Linked DNA regions of Homo sapiens: region 2 is linked to region 1. Evidence: chromatin loops called from intact Hi-C (ENCODE). Cell type or tissue: GM12878. All regions are shown on one strand. Links, peaks and the distances in the headings refer to the core of each region. The heading gives the core; the rest is flanking DNA.

Region 1 (15,609 bases), core at 4,589-12,588:
TTTTTATATAATAAAAATATTAACTCTTTGCTGCAAATATTTTTCCTACTATTTTTCTCCTCTCCCCATCCCACCTCCAAGTGCAGAGACTTTAAAATTTGCTGACGTCCCTTCTGCCCATTGTTTTCCCTTGGGCTTGTTTCCAGTGATGCTGTGCTTAGCAAGTCTTTTCTCCCTCCAGATGTTTGATAGATATTCAAGTCTAATTCTTCTGGTGGTGTACGGATTGTCTCACACTTACCTAACCTCTGTCATCCACCTGGAATGTGTTTTGATATGTGATGTAAGAAGCTTTTCTCTTGGCTCCCTACTTCTTCATTCTCCACGTGACCGCAGAGTTCTACACAAGTGTAGGTTAAAGCTGGACACAGTTAGACGTTGCTGTGAGCCTGAGTGCATCCTGAGGTTTTTTCTCAGGTATGTTGATTGAAAGTGTCTAACATTAGACGGCCCCAGGAAAGGAAGTCTTAGTCATCTCAGCACAAGTGGAAGAAGAAACAAGATGAGGAGTTAACTGTGTTGTCTTTAGGTCCTAAACTTTTACTCATTATCGAAATTCAGATCCAGGGTCATTTTTCCTGGGAAGCCTTTCTTGTGATGCAGCCCCAGCCTGGGTTTGCTATCTGCTCTTTGGGCCCCACAGTGTTCTTGTCTTACCTGCCTATGAGTACCCACAAGGGATGGCTGCTATCGACTTGGCTGATTCTGCTTTGTTCCCCTCAGGGAAGGGACCTTGACTTCTCATTGATTTGCTATTGTTTCTCCAGCCCCTAGCACAGCCCTTGCTCATAGCAGGCCCTCAGTAAATACATGTCTAATCCATGTCCAAACTCATGAATAAGTGGCACCTGAGACGTCCCCCTGGCCACCCATCATGCATGGTAAGCATCCTCTGACGCTGTCTCATGAACACTCACACCAACTAGGAGGGCACTGATAACTATTGCATTTACCCACCAGGAAACCGAGGCTCAGAGATGTAAGGAACTTGTCTGCCGTTTCTCAGGGCTTTAGTTTATGATGATTCTGCACATCCTCACATTATTCAGAACCTGCTTGTTCAGTTGAGGACATTGAGGCCCAGGGAGAGGCACAAAGTCACACTGTCAACATGCTCTTAGGCAGACTCATACTGCATATGGAACTGGGATGCTTCAGGGATCCCAAAACCCTCGTCTCTCTCCTGCTGGGCTTCTAGTGGGCCATGCCCATGGTCTTGCCTGTGATTGGTTCTCAGAAAATAACGATTAAGTTACACTGATTTGAACCATGATACCAACACCTACTAGTGTGTCTATGAAACTTTCCACTCTTCCAAAACATTCTTGCTCTTACTGTCTTGGATCCATTCATTCTGTCGTCCTTGGACATAGATAAAGTCCAAGGATATCAGCCAAGCATCTTGCAGGGCTGTTTAAATCACTAGATTCTCAACTGCAATTGCATGTGCAAAAGGAGAGGAAATTCCTGACCTTGAAAAATCTGTGTCCACATAATTAATTTTATGTGTCAACTTGATTGGGCCACAGGGTGCCCAGACCTTTGGTCAAATATTATCCTGAGTGCATCCGGGAGGATGTTTCTGGATAACATTTGAATCAGTAGACTTAGTAAAGCAGATAGGGGGTCCTCATCCAATCAACTGATGACCTGAAGAGATAAAAAAGTCTGATTAGGAGGAAACTCCTCCTGCCTGAGTGCTTGGACTGGGACCCTGGTCTTTTTTGCCTTTCTGACTTGAACTGAAACTCAGCTCTTCCTGGGTTTTGCACCTGCCTGTCTTCAGCCTGGAATGACACCATCAGTTCTCTTGATTCTCCAGCTTACCAACTGTAGATCTTGGGACTTCTCAGCCTCTGGACGCATGTGAACTGATTCCTCATAATATTTACACACATATATGTCCTGTTCTGTTTCTCTGGAGAACCCTGACTAATATGTCCATAGAAGGAGATGGTGTCTCCAGTATCAATTAGAGGAACATGTGCTTCTCAGGTGACACCTGACTCCCTGTGCTCCATGATTGCGGTTTACAAAGCGTATCCATGGACATGAAGTTTAATTTACACAAAAAGCTTAGGAAGAAGGAATTGGTATTCTCACATTTACAGATGGGGACATTGAGGCCCAGAAAGCTAAGTTACTTGCCCCTGACTGCATCCATTTTCTAACTCCAGTTCTTTCTGTGCTCTCTTATGGGGTGTGAGCTGGATTCATTGTCTTCCTCACGTGTGGCAGAGCCTCTGGGGAACACAGCCACATCAAGGGTCTTGGTTCAAAAACTGTCCCAAGATGTAGAAGTCTGGTTTTGTACCTGATCCAATGGACGCAGTTCAGCAGGATAGAAAGTTAGGAAACAGTAACCAGAAGGTTGTGGACTGGCTTCAGGGATGCAAAGGTCCTGGGTGACAACATGGCTCAGGATGCAGCTGAACTTGGCTGCTGAGCTAGAGGAGAGTGAAGATCATTCAGCATGGTAGACATGCAAGAGACTGTGGTAGGAAGGGAGAAAGAAATAGGGAATGGTAGGGATGGTAGTGAACAAGAGGGCATGCATGCTCAAAGACATCTTGCCGAGACCAGCTCAGTCCGCATTAGGGAGAGACCCTAACGCAGCGGCGCTAGAGGAATTAAAGACACACACACAGAAGTATAGAGGTGTGATGTGGGAAATCAGGGGTCTCACAGCCTTCAGAGCTGAGAGCCCCGAACAGAGATTTCCCCACATATTTATTAACAGCAAACCAGTCATTAGCATTGTGTCTATAGATATTAAATTAACTAAAAGTATCCCTTAAGGGAAACGAAGGGATGGGCCGAATTAATTGCAGCAGGAGCATGTCCTTAAGACACAGATCACTCAGGCTTTTGTTTGTGGCTTAAGAATGCCTTTCAGCGGTTTTCCACCCTGGGTGGGCCAGATGTTCCTTGCCCTCATTCCCGTAAACCCACAACCTTCCAGCCTGAGCGTTATGGCCATTATGGACATGTTGCATTGCTGCAGAGATTTTATTTATGGCCAGTTTTGGGGCCAGTTTATGGCCAGACTTTGGGGAGCTTGCTCCCAACAACATCCACCTTATTTTATGGAATGAATGCTTGTGTATTAGTCTGTTTTTATACTGCAATAAAAAACTTCTCTGAGACTGGGTAATTTATAAAGAAAGGAGGTTTAATTGACTCAGTTCTGCATGATTGGGGAGGCCTCCAGAAACTTACAATCACAGAGGCAGGTGAAGGAGAAGCAAGTATCTCCTTCACAAGGCAGCAGGAAAGAGAGAGGGAGTGAAGGGGGAAGAGCCTCTAATAAAACCATCAGATCTCATGAGAACTCACTCACTATCACGAGAATAGCATGGAGAAACTGCCCCCATGATCCAGTCACCTCCCACCAGGTCCCTCCCTCGACACGTGGGGAGTGTGGGGATTACAATTCGAGATGAGATTTGGGTGTGGATGCAGAGCCAAACCATATCAGCTTGCATCCCCCCAGAATTCACAGGGCAAAGCCCTGGCCCCCAGTGTGTCTCTATTTGGAAATAGATCCTCTAAGGAAGTAATTAAGGTTAAACAAGGTCATGGGTTGGGGGCCCTAATCTAATAGGATTAGTATCTTTATAAGAAGAGACAGAGCTCATTTATTTTCCCTGTCTCTCTCTCTCTCTCTCTCTCTCTCTCTCTCTCTCTCTCTCTCTCTCTCCCTCCCCCTCCCTCTCCCTCTCCCTCTCCCTCTCCTATTCCTGCGTCCCCTGCATGCACACAGAGAAAAGGCCATGTGAGGACACAGCAAGAAGATGGCCATCTGCAAACTAGAGAGAGCACCCTCAGCAGAAACCAATCCTACTGTCACCCTGGCCTCAGACTTACATCCTCCAGGACTATGAGAAAATAAATCTCTTGCTTAAGCCACTCAATCTGGACTATTTTGTTATGGCAGCCTGAGCTGGCTAATACACATTCCTATTTAAAAACAAATAAATAATGTGTGCAGGGCTGATTCAGCCAGTGGCAGGTTTGCAGCCTGTAATACTCAAAGGCATTCATAGTGCAGCGTTCAGGTGCCAGAGTGCTCTGTAAATAAAGAAGAATGTCTGGGGTTTTGGAGACAACGGCAGGAAGGAACAGCATAGGACTATCTGGCCTGAGGATGTGATCCTGAAAGAACGGGCTTTGTATGTGAAGCTGAAGAAATAATGGTCTAGGAGGAGCAGTGGGGATTAAGAAGAATTTCAGCCTGTGTCTGTCCCTCATGTGAGAAGAAGCCTGTCAGGAAGTGGCACCCTTGGAAGACAGCCAAGCCTCAGCAGGGAGGATGAAGAGAGCTGAATGAGAGGTTCAGGATAGAGAGGTGATATGGTTTGGCTGTGTCCCCACCCAAATCTCATCTTGAATTGTAGCTCCCACAATTCCCACGTGTTGTGGGAGGGACCTGGTGGGAGATCATTGAATCATGGGGCCAGTTTCCCCCATACTGTTCTCGTGGTAGTGAATAAGGCTCATGAGATCTGATGGGTTTATAAGGGGTTTCCACTTTTGTTTGGCTCTCACTCTCTCTTGTCTGCCACCTTGTAAGCTGTGCCTTTCATCTTCCACCAGGATTGTGAGTCTTCCCCAGCCACGTGGAACTGTGAGTCCATTAAACCTCTTTTTCTTTATAAATTACCCAGTTTCAGATATGTCTTTATTAGCAGCATGAGAGCAGAGGGCATTCCTGCTCTACAGCTGGGATTCTGGAATGCACAGTGGGGAAGGGGGCAGGTAGGAGAGCAGAGGAAATTTGGGTCAGGGAGCAACATGAGGTGGTAGAAAAAACTGGGTGCCTGGAGGGGTTTCCACTGGGGATGGTGACCAAGCAGGCAGGGCTGAGAGGCATGGAGAACTGACCTGAGCCCGCGGTGAGTAGGTGATCCTACACCAGGGAGGGGCAGCTTCTCCTCCTCCACTTCTGGAACAGCAATCAGATAGAAGGCCACATTAGGGTCTGGGCCAGGATGGTGTAGGAGGTGGCAGAGTGAACCCAGTGGCAATGCAGGCCTCAAATCCCATCTCTGTAGCACCGATCAGACTCAGGAAGGCCTACGGCTGTGATGGGTCAGGCGTCTGGAGAAAGCAACTCGATTCTAAGGTGCCACCTGGTCTGGGTGAAAGAGAGCAGGTCTGGGTTGGGGAGAGGCAGACTGGAGAGTGGGGCTTGCAGAAGGCAGAGCCCTGATGAACCAGCACCCGAATGAATGGATTCCAGAAAAGAGCTCTAGTTTTATTATTGCTGTCAGTGATTTCCATTTTCATATGTTAATCCCCAATTATGAAACACTTAAAACACACATAGAAAAGTAATTTAATAGCATATTCTCTTTGTCGAAAAACGTTGCAGATGTTATAAAACCTTTGCCTCCGTCTCCCCAGAGGTTGCCTCTGTATCGAAGTTGGCATACAGTCTTCCTGCCCAGACTTTCATGGTTTAAGGATAAATACCTAAACAATTTACAGCACTGTCTTACGTATTTTTAAATGCACGTACATAGTTTCAAACTGCATATACCCTTATAAGTTTTTAAAATCAATGTGCACATACAAATAACCACTGGCAGGCCCAGGGTTTTTTTTTTTTTGAGACGGATTCTCGCTCTGTCGCCCAGGCTGGAGTGCAGTGGCGCTATCTTGGCTCACTGCAAGCTCTGCCTCCCGGGTTCATGCCATTCTCCTGCCTCAGTCTCTCGAGTAGCTGGGACTGCAGGCGCCCGCCACCACGCCCGGCTAATTTTTTTTTTTTTGTATTTTTAATAGAGGCAGGGTTTCACCATGTTAGCCAGGATGGTCTCGATTTCCTGACCTCATGATCCGCCTGCCTCGGCCTCCCAAAGTGCTGGGATTACAGGCGTGAGCCACCGCACCCGGCCACCCAGGGGGTTTTATAGGTGAATGTTTACAGTATTGCAAGGACTAGGAAATCCCTCATTGATACCAGTCCTGCCAGTCTTGTCAATATAACATCGAGACCTGAGCAGTCTCCCAGGCTGTCCCCTTTGACATTAGAGATGTCTCCAATTACTGAAAAAGCAACGCTCAAGACCTGTCCCAACACAATCGCATTAGGTTAGTACGATTCCTGACTCGAGATCATTATCTAAGCTGTTTCCTCTTCCAGGAACACTTTTTCTGCCATCTGTATCTGGTGAACTTGCCTGTGAAGGACTGTGTCCCTTTCTCATAAATCTCCCTGTCTCCTCTGCTCTTGCCTCATGAGCAAAACGGAACCCTCCTGGGCATGGGGCTCCTGGGATGAGGAATAGAGAGCATTTCTTTCTGGGTTCTTTCCTTGGCATTACCAGGAGAACGTAGGTTCCACAAAGGCCACAGTGGTCCCATTTTCTGAAGGTCAGGGACAACTCCAGGAAAGTGTCTGACTTCGAGTTCTGCCTTTGGACACTTTGTTAGACACTTTGTTAACTGCAGAGTGCCTCAGCGGGACACCCGTCCAAGGTGAGTGGCATCTTCCCTTCTTAATTGCTTCCTGCAGGCTTTTCTTAACTAGGGCTGCAGACAGATACAGACAACAGCTTCTTGACACCGCATCAGACCCACTGAAGTAGTGGGTGACAGACAGACCCAGTTAGATCATGGTATTTTTAGACCCCAGCTTGCTGGAAACCTTTCCCCCTCAACCCCCAGTTGTGATGTGTTTCTGATAACCTCTGTTCACGCTGAAGGACTAAAGTGTCTATATCTGTGTGTGGAAAAAACAGAACATTGAACCCAAAGGAAGTTTCTAGGCCATCTTCTTCCACTCTCAGACATCTCAGGTGAGAAAACTGAGCTCAGAGAGGCCTCCTCCCACCAGCCACCTTCCATCCCAATTGCCTGCTTGGTCAACAGAGTGATCTTTCAAAATACAACACTGGCCCTGTCAGCTCCCTGCTTAAAATCCTTCAAAAGTTCTCTTTTGCCATCTGGATGAAGTAGGGCCTCTGCTCTCAGTACAAAAGGCCCTTATCTGGTCCGTGCATGAATACTTTGCACACTAACTGCCCTTAGTGCACTTCTTCAAGCAAGACGCACGCCTCCAAGCCTCCCTGCGTTTGCTCTTGCTGGTCCTCCTGCCAGGGACTCCATCCCTGCACCTGTTCATTCACCCATCCTTTCAGACAAAGCTTGAAGGCCACCTCTTCCTAGAGCTGTTTCCTGACCGCATCTCCTGGGATGAATTGGGTGCTCCTTCTCTGTGCCTCTGTGCCATTTGACACAGTCTGTATGATGGCTCTGGTGTTGAAATGTCTGTTTCATGCCTATCATACCCCTTTTATCTCTGAGCTCTCTAAGGACAAGGACTTGACTTTTCAACTCAAATATTCCTGTGCTTTTGGCATACTTCACACTCAGAAAAAGTTTGTCCAATAAATGAAATGAGTGGGTGAATGAATGAGGAAACCCCTTGTTCAAGGTTTTATACAGGTGAGCACAGAATCAGGATTTCCAGGCCAGTGTGAGTCCCACCATCTTTAATGCCTGATTAAAATATACGCTAACTCTGCCAATAAAATTATGCCATTGAATGCCTTACTGGGATTGTACCTACATCTTCGAAATACAGAAAAGGCTTTTTAGCCCTAACAAAGCTGTCTTACTGCCCCAGCTTGGCTGGGAGCTCAGCTGTGGAAAGTCGGCAGCTTCAACTGAGGCCATTAAACCGGGCATTACCTGAAGCCACGTGCCGGATAGCATCAGTCACTCAGCTGGTTTTCAAGCTTTAAGGACAGAAATCGCGTTATCTTTATGAACCTCAGAGCAGTGCACCCTCTGTTGGTCATATCTGGAATTGCACAGGGTCAAGGTTTGATCCTGTATTTGGTCCGGGACACAGCAGTTCTGTGAAATCATCCACTCGCTCACTCAATTCATTTTCTCGTTCATCCATCTTATAGACATCCATTGAGTGAGTTCCATATTCCCGCCATGGTACCACGGGTGGGTGTAAATGGTGAATGAGAAAGTCACAGCCCTCCATTAATGGTGTTGATAATCTGGCAGGGAAAGCAAAAATTCAACAATCTATTTCAAGAGTAGTGAGTGCTCTTCTAAGTGGAAATTCAGGATGCTAACAGGACACTAACAGGGAAATTCGGGACGCTAACAGGGCCTGGAGAGCTCACCTGGGCGGTGTGGGAAGGTGGGCGGCGAGGAAGAAGTAACGCCTATCCACCCCACCTCATACTCATCTAGCGGCTGTTACATGCCAGACATTGCGATGGTTCTGGGAGACAAAAACCAGAGTCTAGTGGCGGAAGGAGGGCAGGAGACCCCAAGGCAATTATGACAGCAGCGGCAACAAAACAACAGCTATTACGCATTGCGCAGCTTTAACTCATAAGACTCCTGTGCTGTAGATGTAGGTCTACACCGCGGACGTTGGTCTGTCTGCATGACGTAGATATTATGACCTTTTTTTTTTTTTTAAGACGGAGTTTTGCTCTTGTTACCCAGGCTGGAGTGCAACGGCACAATCTCAGCTCACTGCAACCTCCGCCTCCCAGGTTCAATCGATTCTCCTGCCTCAGCCTCCTGAGTAGCTGGGATTACAGGCATGAGCCACCATGCCTGGCTAATTTTTTGTATTTTCAGTAGAGATGGGGTTTCTCCATGTTGGTCAGGCTGGTCGCGAACTCCCAACCTTAGGTGATCCACCTGCCTCGGCCTCCCAAAGTGCTGGGATTACAGGCATGAGTCACCGCGCCCGGCCTATTATGGTCCTTTTTGAGGGGAAAGAAATTGAACCTCCTGGTTGATTCCACCACATTATGCCCCTCTCACTACATTATCCAGCCTCTCCAACCTGAGTAAGTTCAAAATAGAAGTACATCCGGGGCACGATCTTCACCAAACCCCATGCTCTGGGGACTGCCATGACTCTGCAGGTGAGAGACCCAAGACATGGTGAGGTCAAGAGCCTTGCGCCAGGTCCCCCAGCTGTCAGGAGAGAGCTGGTCTAGAGTGAATGGTCAGGAAAGAGAGCTGTGCAGTCTCACTACCTGACACTCGCCAGGTATGTTAGTTCGTTGTGGCATTGCTATAAAGAAATACCTGAGACTGGATAATGTATGAGAAAAGAGGTTTGGTTGGCTCATGGTTCTGCAGGCTGTACAGGAAGCATGGCAGCTTCTGCTTCTGGGGAGGCCTCAGGAAGTTTCCAATCATGGCAGAAGGCAAAGGTGGGGTAGGCACATCACATTGCGAAAGCAGGAGCAAGGGAGGTGAGGGAAGGTGCCACACGTATTTAAATAACCAGATCTCATGAGAACTCACTCACTGTCGCGAGGACAGTACCACAGGGGATGGTACTAAACTATTCATGAGAAATCTGCCCCGATGACCCAATCCCCTCCCACCAGGCCCTACCTTCAACATTGGGGGTTACATTTCAATATGAGATTTGGGTGGGGACACACATTCCAAATTATATCACCTGGCGTGTGACCTTTGGGCCAGTGACATTTTCTGTGCCTCAGTTTCTCCACTACCTACCTCATGAAATGGTCTTGAGGAAACAAAACAATACACTTTTAGAGTCTGGCACATTCAGCCTTCAATATGTGTTATTCATTATTATCATTACTAGCTCTTATAGGGGGGATATTTTTCCCCTACTCCTTATGTTTCCATGTGGAAGGACCTCCACTAGGGCGACACCCTTGGTCTCTTTCTGCCACACACTCTTCACCTTACTCACACCTTCCCAAGAAAGGTGGCAGCATTTACCGAACTGGTGAGCCTGGGAGAAGGAACTGGGCATGTTGGGATCAGCCCTTTCTGGGTCCTCTTTTAGAGCTGGGTAGGCACAGGTGTCTGATTCAGAGGTAAAATTTTAGGGACCCATGCAACTAAGCCACTTGCCCCAACCTTACTTTTTTCAACGGAGGTTTTGTCTCCCCCGTCTGCCTGATGCCTCTGCCCTTTTCCTGTCATTTATCCTGAACATGGGTGGGGAAGAGAAACTCCAACATTAGCCAGAAGTGATACCCAGTTTCCTTTCTGCAATTTCTCATTGTGCTTTTGCTGCTTCTAAGGGTTTTGTGTCTCTGGGGTAGAAAAGGAAGAAAACCTTTTTCAGGCTGAAGATCTACAGAAGTCTGGACTTGGACTTAGAGTAGACCTTGAGAGCCTGGACATGACTGGCAGTAAACAGCCCAAGGCTGTAATTCCTCAGAGGATGGAACTGGGATCCCAGAAAGGCAGGTGGTGAAGAGTGAAGCTGAATGCAGCTCACAGATCCTGCCTGCCAGGCCGGGCCTTTCCCCAGAGGTGCTTCCCTCGACCACCTGGGGGGCTGCAGGCTTTCCTTGGCTTTAATTGGTGGATGGCTCACCTGGCGTCAGACATTCAAACAATTATTAGGTAATTAATGAGAAAGGGGTACTAGTTGTGAGAATGAGTAAGATGGGGAAGGCAGGGGCCTCAGTCTCCAGGGGTCCAGCTCCCCCAGCCCAGGCCCTGGTGTGCAGGGCACAGCCTTGCCTGCTGTGCACAAAAGGAGGTAAGGCCCTCATTGCTATTCAAGCTGTGTTCCTCTCAGTCTCTCATGATGAAATCCCTGTATAGAAAGCGAAATGGATCTCTGGCTGATCTGAGGCTCCCAGCCCAGGCCTACCTTGCACCTGACACCAGTCTCAGGGAGTGTGTGGGTGGCACGGCTGCTCTCCTGACAGAAGAGCCCTCCTGAGTCTGGCCCCCATCTACTCTCCAGCTGCTTGCCTGGGCCCTGTGCTCCTGCCCACTGCACAGCAGACGTGGGCACCACCAGGGCTCTGCCGCTTTGCTATGCTCTTCTCTCTGTCTGGAGTGCCCTTCCTCCCCCTGGGCCTGGAGAACTTAGAATTCACCACCAAGGCTCAATGCAAATGTCATCTTTTTTATAAAAACATTTCTATCCTTCCTTTGTGGTTCTCCAGCAAGCCTCTAGTATAACAGTTTTCATTTCGTTGAAGACTCTAAGGCTCCTGACCCTATTTAGCTACAAGTGTGTTTTGTTTGGCCAGCATTGTGATTTTAGAAAACTTAAAAGTAGGTAGAGCTTGTACACTCCAGTTCACCACAGAACCACCACTGCCCTGTTGTATTACACCATGCCTATCAGGTATTTTGATTTTTCGCCTTGACCCTGAAGGCTTTTGAGTTTGCATCCCTGTTGAAGAGCCTGGCTCCAGAAGATACAGTTTTGAAGGAGGTTGTTCATAGAGGTATACTCCTGTATATTAGGGTTCTCCACAGGAAGAGAACCAACATGGATATGTATTAGAAAAGAAGTGTGTGTGTGTATATATATATGTGTGTGTGTATGCATATTGTGTGTATATATATACACATATATATGAATTAGATAACTAATGGGAATTTATATTTATATATACATATATACATGAGTTAGGTAATTAATGGGAATATATATATATGTGTGCATATATATATGTGTGCATATATATATACACACATACATACATGGCTCACATGATTATGGAGGGACAAGACCCAAGATCTTAAATTGGCAAACTGGAGACCCAGGAGAGCTGATGGTGTAGTTCCAGTCTGAATCGGAAGGCCTGGAAACCAGGAGGGCTGATGAGTCCAAAGACCTGTAGGCTTAAGACCAGGAAGAGTCAATACTTCAGTTTGAGTTCAAAGACAGGAAAAACACAATGTCTTAACTCTAAGGAAGTCAGGCAGGAGGAGCTCCCTCTTACTCTCAGGCACGTCAGCCCTTTGGTTCTATTCAGGCCTTTGACTGGTTGGATGAGGCCCACCATATTGGGAGGGCAATCTAGTATACTCCATCTACCAATTCAATTGCTGTTGTCATCCAGAGACACACTTACAAACACACCCAGAACAAACACACCCAGAATAATGTTCAACCAATGTCTGGACACCCGGTGGACCAATCATGTTGACACATAAAATTAACTGTCACATCCCCTGAGATTCCTGATATGGTTTTGCTGTGTACCCCCCCCAAAAAATATCATCCTGAATTGTAATCCTCATAATCCCCTCATGGCAAGGGCGGGACCAGGTGGAGGTAATCAGATCATGGGGGCAGTTTTTCCCATGCTGTTCTTGTGACAGTGAGTGAGTCCCATGAGATCTCATGGTTTTATGTGTCTGGCATTTCCCCTGCTTGCACTCACTCCATCCTGCCACCCTGTGAAGAAGGTGCCTGCTTCTCCTTTGCCTTCTGCCATGATTGTAAGTTTCCTGAGGCCTCCCCAACAATGTGGAACTGTGAGTCAATTAAACCTCTTTCCTTTATAAATTACCCAGTCTTGGGTATTTCTTCATAGCAGTGTGAAAAAGGACTAATACAATTCCCATCTCCTGGTTATTCAAGCAAACATGAGTCTAGGTATTGTTGTGAGGGAATTTTGCAGATGTAAATGAGATTAGAAATTTGAAGACAGGGAGATTATTCTGAAGACAGGGAGATTATTCTTTCCCAAGCTAACCACATGAGCCCATAAAAGCAGAGAACCTTCTCTGGCTGGAGACACAGGTGCAGCAGAAAGAGAAGAGAGAGCCTAGGCCTGAGGACTTGGCACATCGTGGCTGGTTCTGAGGTGCAAGTGGCCACCACATGCAAGGCCTGGGGAGAGGCCTGTGGGAGCTGAGGGAGACCCCCAGTCATGGTCAACAAAGAAATGGGGCCTCAGTTCTACCACAGCAAAGGAACTGAGTCAGGTCAACAACCTGAATAAGTGCAGTAGTGGGTTCTTCCCCAGGGACTCCAGTAAGGAATGCAGCCCTGATGGCCCTTGATTTTAGCTCAGTGTTAGATTTCTAACCAGCAGAAATTGTGAGATAATAAATTTGTGTTATTTTAAGTTGCTCTGTGGTAATTTGTTACGAAAATAGAAAATGGATACAGGGAAAGTCCATGCCTTTTTCGTTTTTAGCTTCCCTCCCACCTTCTCAAAGTCTGGCACATAGTAGGTGCTTGCCATGTGTTTGCCAACTGACTGAGAGGCAAATCACAAGGGATGAAACTTAGCCCTGCTTCCCCTCAGAGAACAGACCTTATGATTTCTATTTCTGACTGTATGTGCGGCTCAGGATAGGAGAAGCTGATTGACAGCAAGTTGACGGACAGCCCAATTTAAATCTCCAGTCAGGAAAAACTTGGGTGAATCATTGTTTTCTGCAAAAAATGACACTTCAGTATGTATGTTCCATAATTTGTGGAGATGGGTTCCAGTTTAAAGAGTTCCTTAGTGAAGAAAAAAAAACCATGATTTATCTTCCTAAAGCTTTCTTTTTCTTCTCCTGATGATGACAAATGTCTGCAGCCCCCTCAGGGGATGATGGGATGAAACGCACACCATTGGTCATTGTGACAGAACAGCCTGGACCCCCCAGAAACTTATGGTTTAGGAAGAATGGCATGATGCCCACAAGCAACTGTAGCACAGCACAGAGATGCTGTAGGATGGAGAACAGCAGAGCAGGGAGCACGGGACAGCAGAGAACATCCTGAAACAGGAGACAGAAAACCTGGTGTCCACTCCTCTCTTTGTTGCATAACCTGAGTCTCAGTTCCCTTTTTAAATGAACCTCCTCTGTTTCTTTCAAGCTCTGGGATCAGAAAATATTACCTATGCCAAAGAGTTCTGACCTTGACTCTACTGAGGCCCCAGGAAGGCTCAATCTGACAATATGGTACCTATTCATATGTTATTTTAGCCATAACAGCATGTATGCATGTATATTGGAATATTACAAACATGAATTATAAGCTAAAAAAAATTCAAGAATAGGCCGGGCATGGTGGCTCACGCCTGTAATCCTAGAACTTTGGGAGGCCAAGGCGGGTGGATCACGAAGTCAGGAGATCGAGACCATCCTGGCTAACATGGTGAAACCCTGTCTCTACTAAAAATACAAAAAATTAGCTGGGCATGGTGGCGGGCACCTGTAGTCCCAGCTACTTGGGAGGCTGAGGCAGGAGAATGGCGTGAACCTGGGAGGTGGAGCTTGCGGTGAGCCGAGATCGCGCCACTGCACTCTAGCCTGGGCGACAGAGCAAGACTCCATCTCAAAACAAAACAAAAACAAAAACAACAACAAGAACAAAAATTCAAGAATACAGAAACATCAATAGATATTTCCCTATCACCTCCAAAATCTAACTGGAAAAGACTCTACACATCAACCAGCCAGTGGTTTTCTAACAACAACATTTAATGTTGAGAAACCCCTTCATCCGGTCATCACCCAGCAGCATTCCCACAAGCACTGAGGAAGAAATGCCTCAAGCTCTGAGGGGCACACTCTGAAAATCTCTGGTGTAGCCTATTTTGAAGAGAAAGAAACAGGCCTACAGAAGGTCAAATGATTTGTACAAGGTGAATGGCTTAGTCAGGGCTTGGACCCTGTGTACTTGACCCCAAGACCAGTGTCCAATCCATGACACTACTTCCCACCATCACACACAACGAGGAAGATAAGAGTGTTGGGTAGGACAGCAACTCAATTTTCACGCTCCTTTTCCCTTTATTCACAGGCAGAAAGAGACAGATGAAAATGTGGACTAGGTTTATTATCCCTCAGCATATGTTGGTTTTAATAAGTGTGTTCTTTGTAGATTCATTAATCCACTGTTAGAAACCGAAAATGAGTATTTCAGATGCTTAATGTGATGTCCTAGATGCTCTGAGACTCAAGTCCCCTCCAGAGAGAGTGTTCTTTAATCTTCCTAAATGGTCCGTAATGAAACCTGTGGGTCTGTAATAGGGAATATAGTCCGTTATGACTTATTGACAAGATTTTCTAAAAAAAAAAAACCTCATTAAAAAAGTATCCCAAATGATATCACTGAGGCTTAGTCTCTTTATTCCATGATGACATTTTGAAATGTAACTTTAAATGGTTCCTCCTTTATATATATACATATATAAACAAACAAGAGGGATTTTGACAAAATAGCAATGATCTGATTTTAACGTATATTTTAGCAATACAATTTAAATTATCTGTAATGGTTTATAATTAAATCCTATATACTGTTAGAATTGTGATGAACCTTAGATATTACATAATTTGCATCTGTTTTTAGAAAAGAAGATCCCGAGACAGCAAATCACCTTTCCAGCGTTGTACTGCAAGTTTGAGATATACCCAAAACAAAAATTCAGCTCTCCTGATATGCAGACCTAGGTTGTACTGCAAGTTTGGGATATAACCAAAACAAAAATTCAGCTCTCCTGACATGCAGACCTATGTGTCATTCATGAAGCTATGCTTCAGAACTGGCCCAGTGCAATTCTAACTTCACTGTGGTAAAATTACAGCTTTTCAATAGTAATAAGAAAAAGGAAATTCTTTATTTAAGAAAATAAGAAAAAGGCACCCAGGGGAGCAGTGAGGAGCATAGCCTTTGTCATAAGACCCTATAATCTCGGGGCAGTTACCTACCTCTTGAAGTCTAGCCTTTCTCATTTGTAGAATGGGGACAAGTTGTCCAACATGGTAGGACTATTGTGAGAATTAAGTGGTCCAAGGTAGGTAAAGCATACAGCACTTGGCATAGTAAGCATTATTTATTATTATTATTACCTTGTGAATTTTTAT
Region 2 (15,609 bases), core at 2,678-10,677, 91 kb before region 1:
AGTCTGAATACAAGGTGGGAGACAATTATTCTGACTGAAAGGGAGGCAAGAGTTCTGCCATAGGCTTGATGCTGTGTGCCCCTGGCTTCCTAACTCATTTGCAAATGGAAAATACTATTCCATTGTAGGAACCTTCTTTTTCCATGTGTCTGGGGAAGGAGAAAGAATGGCTGGGCTGAATGAATTTATCCCTTGGTCCTCTTCCAACAAAGCTCAGCTATGAAAGATAAATCCAGCTCTCCCCACCCCCTCTCAGTGGAGCTGGGGAGAAATCAAAAGCCCCTCTGCCAATAATGAGACCAAAGTTTGCAAGGGCAGGACGAGCCCGTGCTAACAGAGAAAGTGTTGTTTCCTCAATTTGGTTTTAGACTGTCTTGTCCTATGGGGGAGAAAAGATCTGCCCTTGGGAGAGGTGCCAACTTTATAGATCTATTAATAAAAGAACTGGCAGGCTTACAGTTCTTGCCAATGAGGAAACTTGAATGAGAGAAGCCAGGCTCAACCTTGGCCAACAGACTGGAGCCCATCACCCTAACTTCACCCCGCTTCTCCTTACCCAACCGTCAAAGGCTAGGCAGCACCCACCCAGCAGCTTCCACCTGGCTGAAGCCTGCACCTGCTTCAGACCAAGGGTTAGATGGAAATTTGGCATGGGAAGAGAGGGCTCACCTGTGGGCAGGATAGACTCTATCCAAGAAGGAGAACTGAAAAATGAAAACCTATGAGACAAGGGGTGATCCTGAAGGCAGGCAGGAGAAAGGGCTGGAGGGAGAGGCACTGGGGAATTTTTCCTGGTGAATACTGAAGTTACTAGATGTTTTGTCTTGCAAAACTCAAGGGAAAACTCTCAAACTCTAATGTTTGTCTATTCTGTGTCCAAACTGTCCTTTTGAAACGGACCCACCTTTCAGTAAAGAAACTTGCATTGGCCTGCCCAGCCTGGTGTGTTAGTTCTGTGGAAACTGACTGGCTAGGGTGGCCACGGGAGGAAGAGCCTGGTTCTCCCTCACCAGCTCCTTGTGAAGAAGGGACCTGGTCAATAAGGCAAACGACACCACTTGCCAACATTTGATATTGCCAAGTGCTTTTGTTTGGCACTACTATAGATTTTAAAAATGTATCTCACTTTTAAAATTTGCATTTTCTTGATTACTTGTGAGATTGAACATCTTCTCATACAGCAACTGGCCGTTTTCATCTCCTTTTCTGTGAATTCTAGCTGTTCCCTATTTTTCCAATGGGTTATTCGCTTTACTTACTGATCTGTAAGAGTTCATTACATATACTGGAAACTAATACTTTGCTATATATTGTTACTATCTTCTCTTACTCTGGTCACTTTTAAAACTTCATGTATTGTCATAAGAAGTCATACTTTTCGGTGGCTCATACCTGTAATCCCAGCACTTTGGGAGGCTGAGGCAGGCAGATTACCTGAGGTCGGGAGTTCGAGACCAACCTGACCAACACGGAGAAACCCTGTCTCTACTAAAAATACAAAATTAGCTGGTGTGGTGGCACGTGCCTGTATTCCCAGCTACTCAGGAGGCTGAGACAGGAGAATTGCTTGAACCCGGGAAGCGGAGGTTATGGTGAACCGAGATGGTGTCATTGCACTCCAGCCTGGGCAACAAGAACAAAACTCCATCTCAAAAAAAAAAAAAAAAAAAAAAAAAGTCATACTTTTGCTTTGTTTGTCATCTTTAAGAAGATCATCCCTATCGAAGGTCATAAACATATTCTTAATATTTTCACGTGTTTATTTTCCAAGGTTAGGTCTTAGAAAATTACAAAATAACCATTTGTAATTTCATGTTGTGAAAGGTGGAGGAAAGGAATTTCATCTTCTTGCCCCCAAACCTAAAACCCTTACTTGCATCTGAGCCGATTCTCCTTGTTCCTTTCAGTTACACTGGAAGAAGAGCCCCTCCTTCCTTCAAGCCAAGTCATCCCCTTGGGCTCTCACCACTTCAGTTTATACCTTGCCTGTAGTCCAGTCTCTCCAGCATCAATTCCATCAGCACAAAGACATAATTTAATTCCTTCTACCTTAAAAAAAAAAAAAAAAAAAAAACAGCTCTCCCTCTCTTAGGGTGAGATGAAGTGGTTGGCAACAGGCCAATGCTACTTTCAGAGGCGTTTGAATCAGAGTGACTCCATTTTGAATAGGGGTTGAGTAAAATAAGGCTGAGACCTACTGGGCTGCATTCCCATGAGCTTAGGCATTCTAAGTCACAGGATGAGACAGGAGGTCAGCACAAGATACACGTCACAAAGACCTTGCTGATAAAACAGATTGTGATAAGAAAAGCCAGTCAAAACCCACCAAAACCAAGATGGCGACAAAAGTGATCTCTGGTTGTCCTCACTGCTGATTATTCACTAATTATAAAATTAACATGATAAAAGACACTCCCACCAGCACCGTGACAGTTTACAAATGACATGGACACATCAGGAAGTTACCCTATATGTCTAAAAGGGGAGGAGCCCTCCATTCCAATTGTCCACCCCTTTCCTGGAAAACTCATGAATAATCCACCCCTTGTTTAGCATATAATCAAGAAATAACCATGAAAATAGCCAACCAGCAGCCCTCAGGGCTGCTTTGCCTATGGAGTAGCCATTCTATATTCCTTTACTTTCTTAATAAACTTGCTTTCACTTTAGCCTATGGACTTGCCCCAAATTCTTGCATGAGGTCCAAGAACCTTCTCTTGAGGTCTGGATTGGGACCCCTTTCTGGTAACACTACAGCCACGCTATGGAAAATCTAAATAAAAATAAAGATTGTATTTTCCAAACCATCGGGGAGCTATGGAAGCAACAAGGGCCAGAGGAAGTAAAATTCTGGAGAAGGGAGGACAGCTCAGAGGTGAGCATCTGCAGATGCCTTTCCCTTCCTGTCATTTGATAATCCTGGGCAAAGACTGAAATTGGTGCTGAGTCCAGTCGGGGGATGCTGTGGAGTCATCAAATTAGAGGCTTGGGGGGGCCTCAAACATCCAGCCAGCTTCCTCCTTCAGAGGTGCTGAACTGTGAAGCTGTGTGATGTGAGAGGCTGACAGGCTAAGCTGAAGACCTCAGGAAAGTAGAGTGGAATTTCCCGTGGTCTTTTTTTTTTTTTTTGAGGCAGTGTCTCTTTCTGTCACCCAGGCAGGAATGCAGTGGCAAAATCACAGCTCACTGCAGCCTGGACCTCTCAGGCTCAAGTGATCCTCCCACCTCAGCCCCGGAGTAGCTGGGACCACAGGCACGTGCCACCACTCCCGGGTACTTTTTGTATTTTTTGTAGAGTGGGGTCTCACCGTGTTGCCCAGGCTCCCTGTGGTCTCCTGAGAAGACAAAGGCTCACCAGGGGGTGGAGTTCCTGAGAACAGCTTGGCAGGAGCTGAAAACGCTGGAGAGCAGGTGAACTGACCCCTGCTGTCAGGCATCTGCAGCTGCTTTTTCCTGAGAACATTAGCTGTGAGTTTTGTGCAGCTGGACAAATGTGGAGACTTGAGGGAATCTCAAATGCGTGGCCAGTACCCTCTCTCCACAGGCTTTTTACAATTTGAAGCAGTTCAGGGCAGGATGCTGAAGAGCAAAGCCAAAACCCCCAAAAGGAAAATAATTTCCTGCAGTCTCTTAGTGTCATGAACAAATGTGAACCTGAAAGAGCCAATCTTTCAAGAAAGATCCCTAGGCCGGGCGCGGTGGCTCACGCCTGTAATCCCAGCACTTTGGGAGGCCGAGGCGGGCGGATCACGAGGTCAGGAGATCAAGACCATCCTGGCTAACACGGTGAAACCCCGTCTCTACTAAAAATACAAAAAAATTAGCCGGGCGTGATGGTGGGCGCCTGTAGTCCCAGCTACTCGGGAGGCTGAGGCAGGAGAATGGCGTGAACCCGGGAGGCGGAACTTGCGGTGAGCCGAGATTGCGCCACTGCACTCCAGCCTGGGCGACAGAGCCAGACGCCATCTCAAAAGGAAAAAAAAAAAAAAAAAAGACAGAAAGATCCCCAGTGGCTAACGAGGCCTAAATGTGAAATAGTAAAATACAGCCAAGCAGCCATCTGCTAACTAGAAATCACATAGGTACTCCTGAGTTCCCAGAAATCCAACACCTCTGTTTGACTTGGTGACTTTCAGAGCACGCCTAAACCAACCAATCAGAGCCCACCTGCCTTGACCAATCAAGGCTCAGCTGTATCAACTAATTGGAACTACCTGAGTCTGAATCTCTCATTTGCATAAATGGACCTGATTGGGAACCTGGGTGGAAACTTTTGCTACAGAACCCCAACCCTCCCTTTGTGCTCTGGAACACATCTTGTTTTACACTGAAGGCTGCATCTCCCTGGTTTGCAAACTATTCACTGGAATATAAAGTCTCTTTCCTCCAGTTTCCTTTCCAGAGAATTTTGTTCACAGTGCTGAGACAAAGACCTACCAGACTCTTGATTGAGGGTCATACTCTAAGAGCAGGGCAAACTAGAGATAGATAGGCAATTTTTTTTTTTTTAATATAGGGTCTCACTCTGTCACCCAGGCTGGAGTGCAGTGGCTCAATCTTGACTCACTGCAGCCTTGACCTCCTGGGTTCAAGTGATCCTCCCACCTCAGCCTCAGCTGGAGCTACAGGCATGCACCACTGTACCCAGCTCTTTTTATATTTTTTTGTAGAGATGGGGGTCTCACTGTGTTGCCCAGGCTGGTCTCAAACTCCTGAGCTCAAGCGATCCACCCACCTTGGCTTCCCAAAGTGTGGGGATTACAAAGTGAGCCACTGTGCCTGGCTGGATAGACTGATTCTTATCCAAACTGCATCTTAACCTTGACTCAGTTTAGTCCCTATTGGGATTAAACTGTTTAATACTTCACTCTATCTGCCTAGCAGAGAATAGGGTTAACTCTACTTGGGGGGAAAACGCTAGAGTCTTTCCAGTGCTTTTATACAAAATATTTGGCATTCCTTTAAATATTACTCAAGAGAAAAGACCATTTAACTAAAAACCAAGAGAAAAAGTAGACAATAGAAGGAGGCCCACCAGTAAACCAGAGTTATTAGACAAGAACTTTAAAGTAACCATGATTATGTCCAAAGAAATAGAATGATGGACAAAATGATTAAGAGTGTAGAGATTATCAGATAAAGTTTTAATCTTTAAAAAAAGCATCAAATGGGCATCCTGGAACTAATAAATATAATATTTGCAGCAAAGAAATGAATTGTTTGAGAGCAGATTGGTTATAGCAGATGTCAGCATTAGTGAACTGGAAGATAAACTAATAGAAAACATCAACATTGAAGCTCAGAGAGGAAAAAAAAGGAAACAAAACAAGAACAGAGCATAGAGAGCACGGTACACTTGTTTAAAGGGTCTGACAATGTGTAATTGGAGTCACTGAAAGAGAGGGAAAGGGAGGAAAAGAAAGGATGAGACGGGAATAGTTGAAGATACAATGGCTAAGACATTTCCTCAAATAGTGGATAAACTATTAGAGTTAAGTCAATTTATCTAGGTCTTAGATATAGTGTCAATGCACACAAACCAGTTGCATTTTTTTATAACAGCAACAAACATAATACATAATTTGAAATGACATTTAAAATAGCATCAATCAAATACTTAAGAGTTAATTTAATGAAATCAGAGAGAACAGTTAAAGACAACCCAAAATATGGAAGGATACACTATGCAATTGCTTCGGATCGTAAGTCTTAATATGTTGGAGATGTTAATTCTCTTCAAATATACCTATAGATTCAACACAATCCCAATCAATCTTAGCAGGCTTTTGGAGGTGGGGAGGATTAACAAGCTGATTTTAAAATGCATATGGATATGTAAAGGGAAGAGAATAGCTATATTAGGGTTCTCCAGAGAAACAGAATCTTACAATAAGATATAAAGACCTATTTTAAAGCTATAGTAATTAGCAATGTGGTATCAACACAAGGAGAGACAAACAGACTAATGGAATAGAAAAGTGTCCAGAAACAGACTCATACATAAATGTTCCCAGATTTATGACAGAAGTGATAATACCGTACAGTAGACAAAGCATAGTCTTTTAAATAATTGGCATTAATTGGATATCAACATGGAAAAATTAATCTAAATAAAATCTTTAGAAGAAAATAGTGTACATAAGCAAAACTTTCCTAAACCCTCATTCTTCAGTTCCGTGGTTGGGTTGACTTTCTTTTACCACTTTGCAAGTTTGCTCTGCTCACTGTCTGAAATAAGCAGAGCTGGAACTTGGATGTTCTTGTTTTTGTTATTATCTGCACAATCCCCATCCAGTCTTTTCTCTAGTAGTCATGATCTACTTGATACTAAGCCACTCTTTGGTTTTATCATTAGTTCTAACATTAAGTGCATACTTATGTCACTCCTTGTCTCAAACACTCATTGCTCATCATTCAAAACCAGCTGCTGGGACTGGCGTGTTTGATGCTTACAATGGAGCATCAATACCACCCCTGCCCCCACCACCACCACATTCTTATTCTTTATCATATGAGCTTGGATAATCCTCATTATTCCTGATCTCCAGACACACCCTGAATTACCTCTCCTCCAGGTCTACTCATGCTGCTTACTCGGTGGGACAACTTTGCCAGTTCCATCTAAACCATGCCCTGTCTAGGCTGTCTGCCTTTGGCATCTTGTCTGCCCTGCCATTTTGGCCCAGTACCTAGGAGGAGCTGAACAGAAATGTGCAGAGGTATCAGTGACTCTTACCCAGCCTTCCAAGCCCTGCACAGCGCCTCCTTGTTTGTGGTCTGGAATCCTTCCGGCAAGTGGGTGTCCAGCCTCAACGTCCCCAGGGCTTGGGGCTTGTGAAGGGCTCCCTCTGCTGGAGGAGGAGAGCATTGGGCCCAGGCATGAGTGCACCATCAGTACCAGGCAATCCTGGGAGCAATTCTGGAGAGATCAAAGTGGTTCTCAAAGACATTGGTGACACCTACCCCGGAGAGTGAATCCTTCAGGTCACAGGTACCAGAGATGGACAACTTGGCCAGAAGACATAGCCTTATCTCACTTATCTCAGACATGACATGGACAAAGACCAGCTGAAGGACCAGGAACCAAACTGTTGTCACCTGCAGCTCCGTGGCTTTTTTCATACCAGGTCCAAGGGTTGAGGGATGGGAGACCTGGCCAAAGAGGGTGATCGGTGAAGCAATCTATTTTCCACCTTGAGGCTAACTGGTAGTTATTTCTTTCTGCCTATGGAGACCTCTGCTTACCTTCTGACCACCCACTCATGGCAAGGTGTTCTCAGTCTCCATCTTCAGACCCCACCACCATTTCTACAGTAGCCACTGTGGATCTCCCTACTCCAGGTTCTGCCTCTTCCATGTAATGAGCCAAACTTGGCCAAGGCAGTCAACAAGCAGCATGCATGTTAGAGCCAGGAACAGCTGGGTCCATATCCTTCCTCTGCTACCCACTTCATTCAGGTTGCTAAGCCACTCAAGCCTCTGATACTTCATCTATGAAATGGGGGTGACGGTCTCTAGTTTATGGAGTTGTTGGGAGGTGTTAGTGAGATACCCTATGAAAAATGCCTGACATGGCATAGGGGCTCCCCACATATTAGGCAACCTTTACCTCCAACCCCACTGACAGCCACACACCTGCCCATCAGGGAGTGAGGTTGAGAATATCAAAATATATATTTGCAACAGAAAATGATAGAGATAAATAGCAATTGCATTGGGGTTACAAGGGTAGGAATGATGGATTCTGCCTGGGAGAGGGAACTAGTCTGAGAACATAACTATTGACCAGGGTATTTCAAGTATTCACTATGTGTCAGGCTTTAACACTATACACACAGCCTCATCTGATCCTCAGAGGAGTCCCATAGGGTAGGTACCTACAGCAAACAGGCTTCAGGGGGGCCCAGGAGACCAGGGGTCCCCATGATCCCTGCCTCCTGGTATTCATAACCTTGAGTAAGGATAGGACCTACCCCTGACCAATGGAATATGGCAAAGGTGACACACGTACGTGATTCCATGTATGGATCACATTATATGAGACTGTGATGTCCCTTGTCTTCCTGGCCCACTCCATTCCCACCCCAAGTGTTGGTTCCTTGGAAAAACACTGGGGATGGAGGTGGAATTGCTGTGAAAACAAGACTCAGTCCTCCACAGAAGCTGCCCAGGGAGTTCTTCAAAAGTGGTTATCCTACCTGCCATTTACACTGGATCAGGACTGTCCAGAAATCATTTTCACATCTCCCCAGCAGAATGGCATCATCTCAATACTAATCTTCACTTGAACTAGAAGAATCATGCTTGTGGTTTTCAAAAGGAAAAGGTTCCTATTCATGGTGCATTTAGAAGCAGCCCAGGGTGCTTATAGAACGGACCTGCTTCTTGCTATGTTCTTGAGCTTCTGAGGCCTCTTGACAAAGTCGAGCAAGTAAGACGACCAGGCCAAGTGGGCACTCTGGGCCCCATGGCCAAGGATGGGCTGGCCAGGTGGCCACGTGGCCTCCGGTGGCCTTGTTTCTGTGGGCTTTATCTGATCCTGAGCTCAGATGCTGATAGTGCACTGGCTTATTTTCTAAGGAGAGGGAGCTTGATTTGTGCAGGATGCGCCTTCACCAGATACCTCCAGGGGCAAGAGTCCACTGAGGTTACAGCGCCCCCCGCCCCCCATGCCTCTAAGCTCTAAGCTCAGAGAAGGGTCCCTGACACAGAGTCCTGTTAAAGGAATGGCCACAGGGATAGGAGAGACCAGGGTCGTGCATGCCAGCTCAGGATCTGGGGCAGGATGGTTGGCAGGGGGTCGTGGGGAGCAAAGGAGGGGAATCACCTGACAGAAAATTGGGCAGGGGTGCTCAGGGAGGAGGCTGCGGAGGGACTGGGACCAGTGGAAGGGAGGTGGAATAGGTCTTAGGAGCCAAATTCCTTGCAGAGGCCTGGGGTGAAGCCTGGGCAGCTCTATCCCCGGGAGCCGCCCTTTTGCCTCCAGCAGCTGCCGGTCCAGCCACAGCCCCTCCAGGAGACCCAGGCCGGGTTCCTAACTCCGCTGCTCTTTGGCCTCGTCCCTGCCTAGCCCCTGCTGCAGGTTGCTTTTTTCCCCCCTCCTCCTCCTCCCTCCTCCCTCCTCCCTCCTCCCCCTTCCTCCTCCTCCCCCTCCTCCCCCGACTGGCCCCGCCCCCACTGCCGGCCCCGCCCCCACTGCCGGCCCGGGCCCCACCCACGCCGGAGCTGCTCCATTTAAGGAGATTGCGCAGCTGGAAAGCTACACGTGTGAGCCTAGAGGCGGGTCCCGGTTGCAGACTTGCCATGGCCTCCGAAGCTTCTGTGCGTCTAGGGGTGCCCCCTGGCCGTCTGTGGATCCAGAGGCCTGGCATCTACGAAGATGAGGAGGGGAGAACCTGGGTGACTGTGGTCGTGCGGTTCAATCCCTCGCGTAGGGAATGGGCCAGGGCCTCCCAGGGCAGCAGAGTGAGTCCTGGGCACGAGGGGAGGCTGTGGGGAGGGCTGCGCACTGACCCCTGCCCGTGTGGGACCGCGGTGGGGGTCAGAGGGGGCCGTTCTCACCCGCACTGGAAAACTCACTTCTGTGCAGGTCTAGGAGCGCAGCAATGTCCATGCCCAGCCCTGGCCCCAGGAACACCCCCCGTAAAGGGACCACAGGCACAAGCTTATCCACATGAGATAATGTGGTCCTGCGTGGTGAAGCCGAGGCTAAGGTAGCTCAGGGCTTAGTGCCATTCCCAGTGCCTGCTGGGAAGGCCCACAAATGGGGCAGCTATTGAGCTGGGCTTTGTGGGATGAGTAGGAGTTCTCCAGGTCTAGAAAGGAGGCAGGAGTAGTATAAGCAAAAGCATTGCAGCCTGGAGGCACCAGGTGGGCCAACAGGATGAACATGACATTGGTGTCAGATTACTGATCTGCAAAATGAGAATAATATACCTCTGTGGCAAGCTAGTCACAGACATGCTCACATACATGGCTCACCGCCTGAATGGCCTGGGGAAGCATTTGACTGATAACAGATTCTGGAAATTAATTCAGGAGGCTTGGGTGGAGTCCTAGATTCTTTACTTTTCAAAAGCTCCCCAGGTGATAATGATAATGACTCAGGAAACGGCTGTAGATGAGGGCTTTAGATCACAGCCAGTCTTTGAGGGATGAAGTAAATACAGTAGCGTTTCTGGTGTGGGTGGCGGTGGGGAATTGATTCCAGGACCGACTGTGGATGCTCAAGTCCCTGATAGAAAATGACCTGGGTAGTAATTACATATAACCTCAGCGCATCCTCTACTATATTTGAAATCAGATTACTAATAACACCTAATGCTACACCTACACATCACTTCAAGCTCTGCTTTTGGGAACTTTGTGGAATTTCTTTTTTTCCCAAAATATTTTTAATCTGAGGTTAGTCGAATTCATGGGTGCAGTATCCATGGAAATGGGGGGCTGGCTGTACCTTAGTGTAATGTGGTAAAAGCATATCCGGATATTTAAAATGCCATTTAGGGCTGGGCGCGGTGGCTCACGCCTGTAATCCCAGCACTTTGGGAGGCCGAGATGGGCTTATCACGAGATCAGGAGATCGAGACCATCCTAGCCAACATGGGGAAACCCCGTCTCTACTAAAAATACAAAAAATTAGCCGGGCGTGGTGGTGGACGCCTGTAGTCCCAGCTACTCGGGAGGCTGAGGCAGGAGAATGGCGTGAACCCGGGAGGCGAAGCTTGTAGTGAGCCGAGATCGCACCACTGCACTCCAGCCTGGGTGACAGAGTGAGACTCCGTCCCAAAAAAAAAAAAAAAAAATGCCGTTTAGGTCTTCGTAAACAATTCACTGCCTGTTTGTTTGTTTTTTGAGAAAGTCTTGCTCTGTTGCGGCTGGAGTGCACTGGTGTGATGTTGGCTCACTGCAACCTCCACCTCCCAGGCTCAAGTGATTCTCATGCCTCAGCCTCCCGAGTAGCTTGGATTACAGGCGATTTTTTTTTACAGTTAATTTTTTTTGTTATTTTCAGGAGAGACAAAGTTTAATCATGTGGGCCAGGCTGGTTTTGAACTCCTGACCTCAAGTGATCTGCCCACCTTGGCCTCCCAAAGTGCTGGGATTACAGGTGAGCCACCTCGCCCAGCCAGTTCACTGACACTTTAAACAATATAACACATTTCCTAAAAAAAGTTCAAATAGGTTATTTCAAAAAATGTTGGTAGAGAACATGGAAAGGCTTTTCTGTACATACACTAAATAAAGCATGCAAAAATTGTGGAGCAAATATTTTAAGTTTTTCAAAAGCCTGAAAAAGTGTTAATGGAGGGCACTGTAAAATGGTGCAGCCACTATGGAAAACAGGATGAGGATTTCTCAAAGAAAGAATTACGGCATAATCCAGCAATGCCGCTTCTGGATATATACCCACAAGACTCTGAAGCCGGAACTTAAGCATGTATTCATACATCCATGTTCACAGCAGTATCATTCATACTAGCCAAAAGGTGGTGGCAGCCCCAGTGTCCATTGATAGATGAATGGGTAAACAACACAAACCATGAAGTATTCACCCTTAAAAGTCAGACACACGGATGAAACTTGGAGCCATTATACTAAATGAAATATGCCAGTCACGGAAGGACAGATTCTCTTGTATGAGGTACTCAGAGTGGTCTCATTCATAAAGTGGAATGGTAGCTGCCAGGGGCTGGAGGGAGTCGAGGATGGGAAGTTAATGTTAGTAACAGGTACGGAGTCTCAGTTTGGGAAGATAAAAAGTTCTGGAGGTGGATAGTGCCGACGGTTCCACATGTCAATGCACTTAATGCCACCAAACTGTACTCTTAAAAACAGTTGGCCGGGTGCGGTGGCTCACGCCTGTAATCCCAGCACTTTGGGGGGCCGAGGCGGGCGGATCACAAGGTCAGGAGATCGAGACCATCCTGGCTAACACGGTGAAACCCCGTCTCTACTAAAAATACAAAAAAATTAGCCGGGTGCGGTGGCAGGCGTCTGTAGTCCCAGCTACTCGGGGGGCTGAGGCAGGAGAATGGCTTGAACCTGGGAGGCAGAGCTTGCAGTGAGCTGAGATCCAGCCACTGCACTCCAGCCTGGGCGACAGAGCAAGACTCCGTCTCAAACAAAACAAAGCAAAACAAAAAAAACAGTTAAGATTTTTTTTTTTTTTAAATGATTCAGTGGAAATAGAATGGATTCTTCAAATAACTTAGCCACGGGTGGGATAAGGGACCTACTTAGTAAGTATTTTTTCCCCTTCTTTCTTAAAAATAGATCGATGTCTTAGGGTGGGAATTAGGCTTCCTGGGCGACACATCTAATGCAAAGATCAGCCACCTTTTTCTGTAAAGGATCTGATGGTAAACATTTTCCACTTGGAGAGCTATGCTCTTGCAGCTACTCAGCTCTGCTATTGCAGTGCAAAAGCAGCTAAAGGCAACGGTAAAGGAATGAGGGAAGGAGCCTTAGTTTATTTACAATAAAGCTTTATTTGCAAAAGCAGATGCAAGCCAGACTTAGTTTGCTGATCTCTGATCTACAGTCAGAATACACAGAGAAGGAGAGATTTTGCCGTATAATTTAAAATACTTCTCTTTGCAAAAGCAGTCCATAAAAAAAGTGAGGACGACAAACTGAGAAAAATTATTCACAACATGTCTGATTGATAGAGCACTAATATTCTTAATTCAAAAAGACATTTTATCACAAAAGAAGACAAATACTTAGAAAATTGTGCAAAAGACTTTCCATTTTGTTGCATAACGTAGGAAGCTTTGGTTTTACTTTTCCTATCATCTTTCTAACTTCCAGTACCAGCCTAATTTTGTTATTTTTATTATTATGTATTTATTTTGAGACAGAGTCTTGCTCTGTCTCCCAGGCTGGAGTGCAGTGACCTGACGATAGCTTACAACAGCCTCTACCTCCCAGGTTCAAGAAATCTTCTCACCTTAGCTTCCCGAGTAGCTGGGACTGTAGGCACATGCCACCATGGCCAGCTAATTTTTTATTTTTTGTAGAGACAGAGTCTCATTATGTTGCCGAGGCTGGTCTTGAACTCGTGGCTTCAAGCAGTCCTCCTGCCTTGGCCTCCCAAAGTGTTGGGATTACAGGCATAAGCCACTGCTCCCAGCCTTATTTCGTATATTTACTATAAGTGTGTGAAGGTCATGATCAGAACTGCCATATATTTTGGCGGGAAAATCTATCACCCTCAGATCCAGAGTCCATGGATATCTTGTTTTTAAAACGAAGATTTAAAAAATTACGGCAATGGCAGAGATGGAGCCCCAAGAGAATACTCAGCTTTAACCCAAGGTGTTGACAGGTTGGAAACAGTGGCTAAATTTGGGGATTGCAGTGGGGCGAGGCAGGGTGCAGGTCAGAGGGGGCCAGAAGGGCCCCAGCCATCCTAGATGGAGCCACAAGTACCAGTGCCAAGGCTCTTGGTCTGGAATTCTGAAAACATTTACCTCTGACCCTGGCAGCCCACTGGCCATTGCTTGTGTGCAGCCCAGTTGGCAGGGAACCCTATCCATGATTTGCCGCCTCTTTTCTGGTCCCTTCAGTATGAACCCAGCATCACAGTGCACTTGTGGCAGATGGCAGTGCATACCCGGGAGCTACTCTCCTCCGGCCAGATGCCCTTCTCCCAGCTGCCCGCCGTGTGGCAGCTCTACCCCGGGAGGAAGTACCGAGCAGCGGATTCCAGTTTCTGGGAAATAGCAGACCATGGCCAGGCAAGTGTGTGGTGGTTCTAGGTGAAAGCGACAGGTGGCCCCTGGTGACTGCCGTGGCCCTCTCTCTTCTGTGCCCCTGGCCCCCTTGGGGTTCTTGTCTGTCCTCTTCCTGTTGCTCAAGTCTTCCTTCAAGGAGGCCTGAGTGTGTGTGGGTGGATCGGTGCATGAGTTCCCATGTGGGATGCAGGCAGAGTGGGTGAGGGAGGGAGGGTTGCCTTCCCTGGGCTAGGGAAATCCACAAGCTGGAGTTCCCACCTGCCTCACCCCTGCCTGCTGCTGCTGCCAGCCTGCATGGGCGGCCGTTAAGGCCAACTGGAAGAGCATCTCCCAGAGGTTCTGATGGCTGCTCCCTCTCCTGCAGATTGACTCTATGGAGCAGCTGGTCCTAACATATCAGCCGGAGAGGAAAGACTGACACTGGGAGTGGCTGGTATGTTGGGGCCCTGTGCGTCTCAGTGTAGGGATCAGACGAAAGTGAGAAGACCTCTCCTCTTTTCAGAAAGACGGCGTGGCCTCCTCCTCCCTGCTGTTTGCTGAGATTTTTCTTACATAGCCACCTGTCACCTCTGTTCCCCAGCCCCTTGGATGTGATGGTACACAGTGGGTGGGCCCCCATAATAAGTTCCTAAAGCATGGGATCTCATCGAATAAGACTCATCATTTAATCCTTGTGAGAATTTTGTGAGGTGTACGTGTTAATGTCCCATTTCACGACGAAAAGACAAGACTCTGGGGATGGGAATGACTTCCTCGAGACCATACAGCCAGGAAATAGCGGTGAATCTAGTGATCTCGGGTCCCTAGATTTAACCATGGCACTGAGGTGCCGTGTGACGGTGGCCTTGGAGGACCCAGCACTGACCCATAGAGGGCTCCTCTCAGATGGGCAGCAGCTTGGAGCAGGCCAGGCAGGGCCTGGGCCATTGGAGGGGCTGGCACTGGACTTGCCTTTGACCCCAGCAGCTTGGATGGGGTGCCGGGCTCCCCCATAGTTCACTGACTGTCTCCTTTGGTCTTCTCGCAGGCCCTGCTGGCCCTGCCTCTTCTGGCCTGGTGTCTCCTCATGCCCCCTCAGTGAGGATCTTCATGTACCTGCTCTTCTGTTTGCACACCCAGCATAGCCTCCTTGCAGGCAGAAGGCAGTAGGGCCCCTGCACACTCAGTTTCTCTCGTTTTCCTTAGTTATCAGTCCTGTCCTGTCCCACTCAGGTCTGTACTTAGGGCAGCTGGCCTGGATGGGCTTCACTGGGGCCCTGTCTGTGTGCTGAGCCAGTTTCCCCTGCTGGCTGCAAGCTGTGGGTTCTTTCTCCTCTGTGCCCCTCATGCTGATCTTCTAGATGCCACTCCCAAATCCCCTTCATACCCACCAGGATGTGTGCCCAGCCAGGCCTCCAGCACCCCCAGTGCAGCTCGTGATTGGAAACTCACCATCGGCAGGCAGTGGTTCGGTTTAAGAGATGGCATTAGAGGGAGCCCAGTCTGGATGTGGACTTGGATGCCCTGTGGGTATCAGTTCTGCTGACACTTTGGCCCGAAATAGATCCAGTGCTGAGCAAGCAATGTACACCAGAGCCTCAGTGAGCCCATCTGCACAGTGGGGAGCATGGAGGGATGGGTTTGGCCTGTGCTTCTGCTTATTCAGTCCTTCAGCTCACGGAAGGGATGCTAGTCCGTGAAGGTGACCTCACAGTACTGGTTAATTAAACTTTATTGCTCACTGTCCACTTTTGTGCTGAATTGGAGCCTCTCTTTGACCTCTTTCTAGCATAGAAATGGCAGCTTCTGGTACCGAAATGTTAAGGTAACATTTTAATGATCCATTTCATATTTTTCCACACTGGGAAGGAAATTGTGATTGGTCCATTCA

Evidence for each region. Peaks named below come from ENCODE experiments on the same cell type or tissue, not always from the same donor. Only the 100,000 strongest peaks of a DNase experiment are listed, where the experiment ranks them.
Region 2: a loop joins it to region 1, with 7 times the contacts of the local background. A loop is called at or near these places in 3 of 110 quality-filtered maps.

The regions. Positions count from the first base shown.
Region 1 is chr14:95,766,716-95,782,324 of GRCh38, forward strand. LOC105370644 (a long non-coding RNA gene) reads right to left here and starts at 8,239. Exons shown (of 3, transcript XR_944178.2): 1 at 8,151-8,239; 2 at 7,699-8,021; 3 at 4,856-5,137. RefSeq lists a silencer at 4,202-4,385. In GM12878, for the core only: a CTCF peak has its summit at 7,806 (motif pointing left); DNase peaks (open chromatin) are centred at 7,520 and 7,766.
Region 2 is chr14:95,677,165-95,692,773 of GRCh38, forward strand. TCL1B (TCL1 family AKT coactivator B) reads left to right here and starts at 9,262. Exons shown (of 4, transcript NM_004918.4): 1 at 9,262-9,465; 2 at 13,572-13,742; 3 at 14,104-14,172; 4 at 14,767-15,464. The coding sequence starts at 9,304. The coding sequence ends at 14,157. In GM12878, for the core only: CTCF peaks have their summits at 3,425 (motif pointing left) and 6,854 (motif pointing left); no DNase peak of the experiment used is centred there.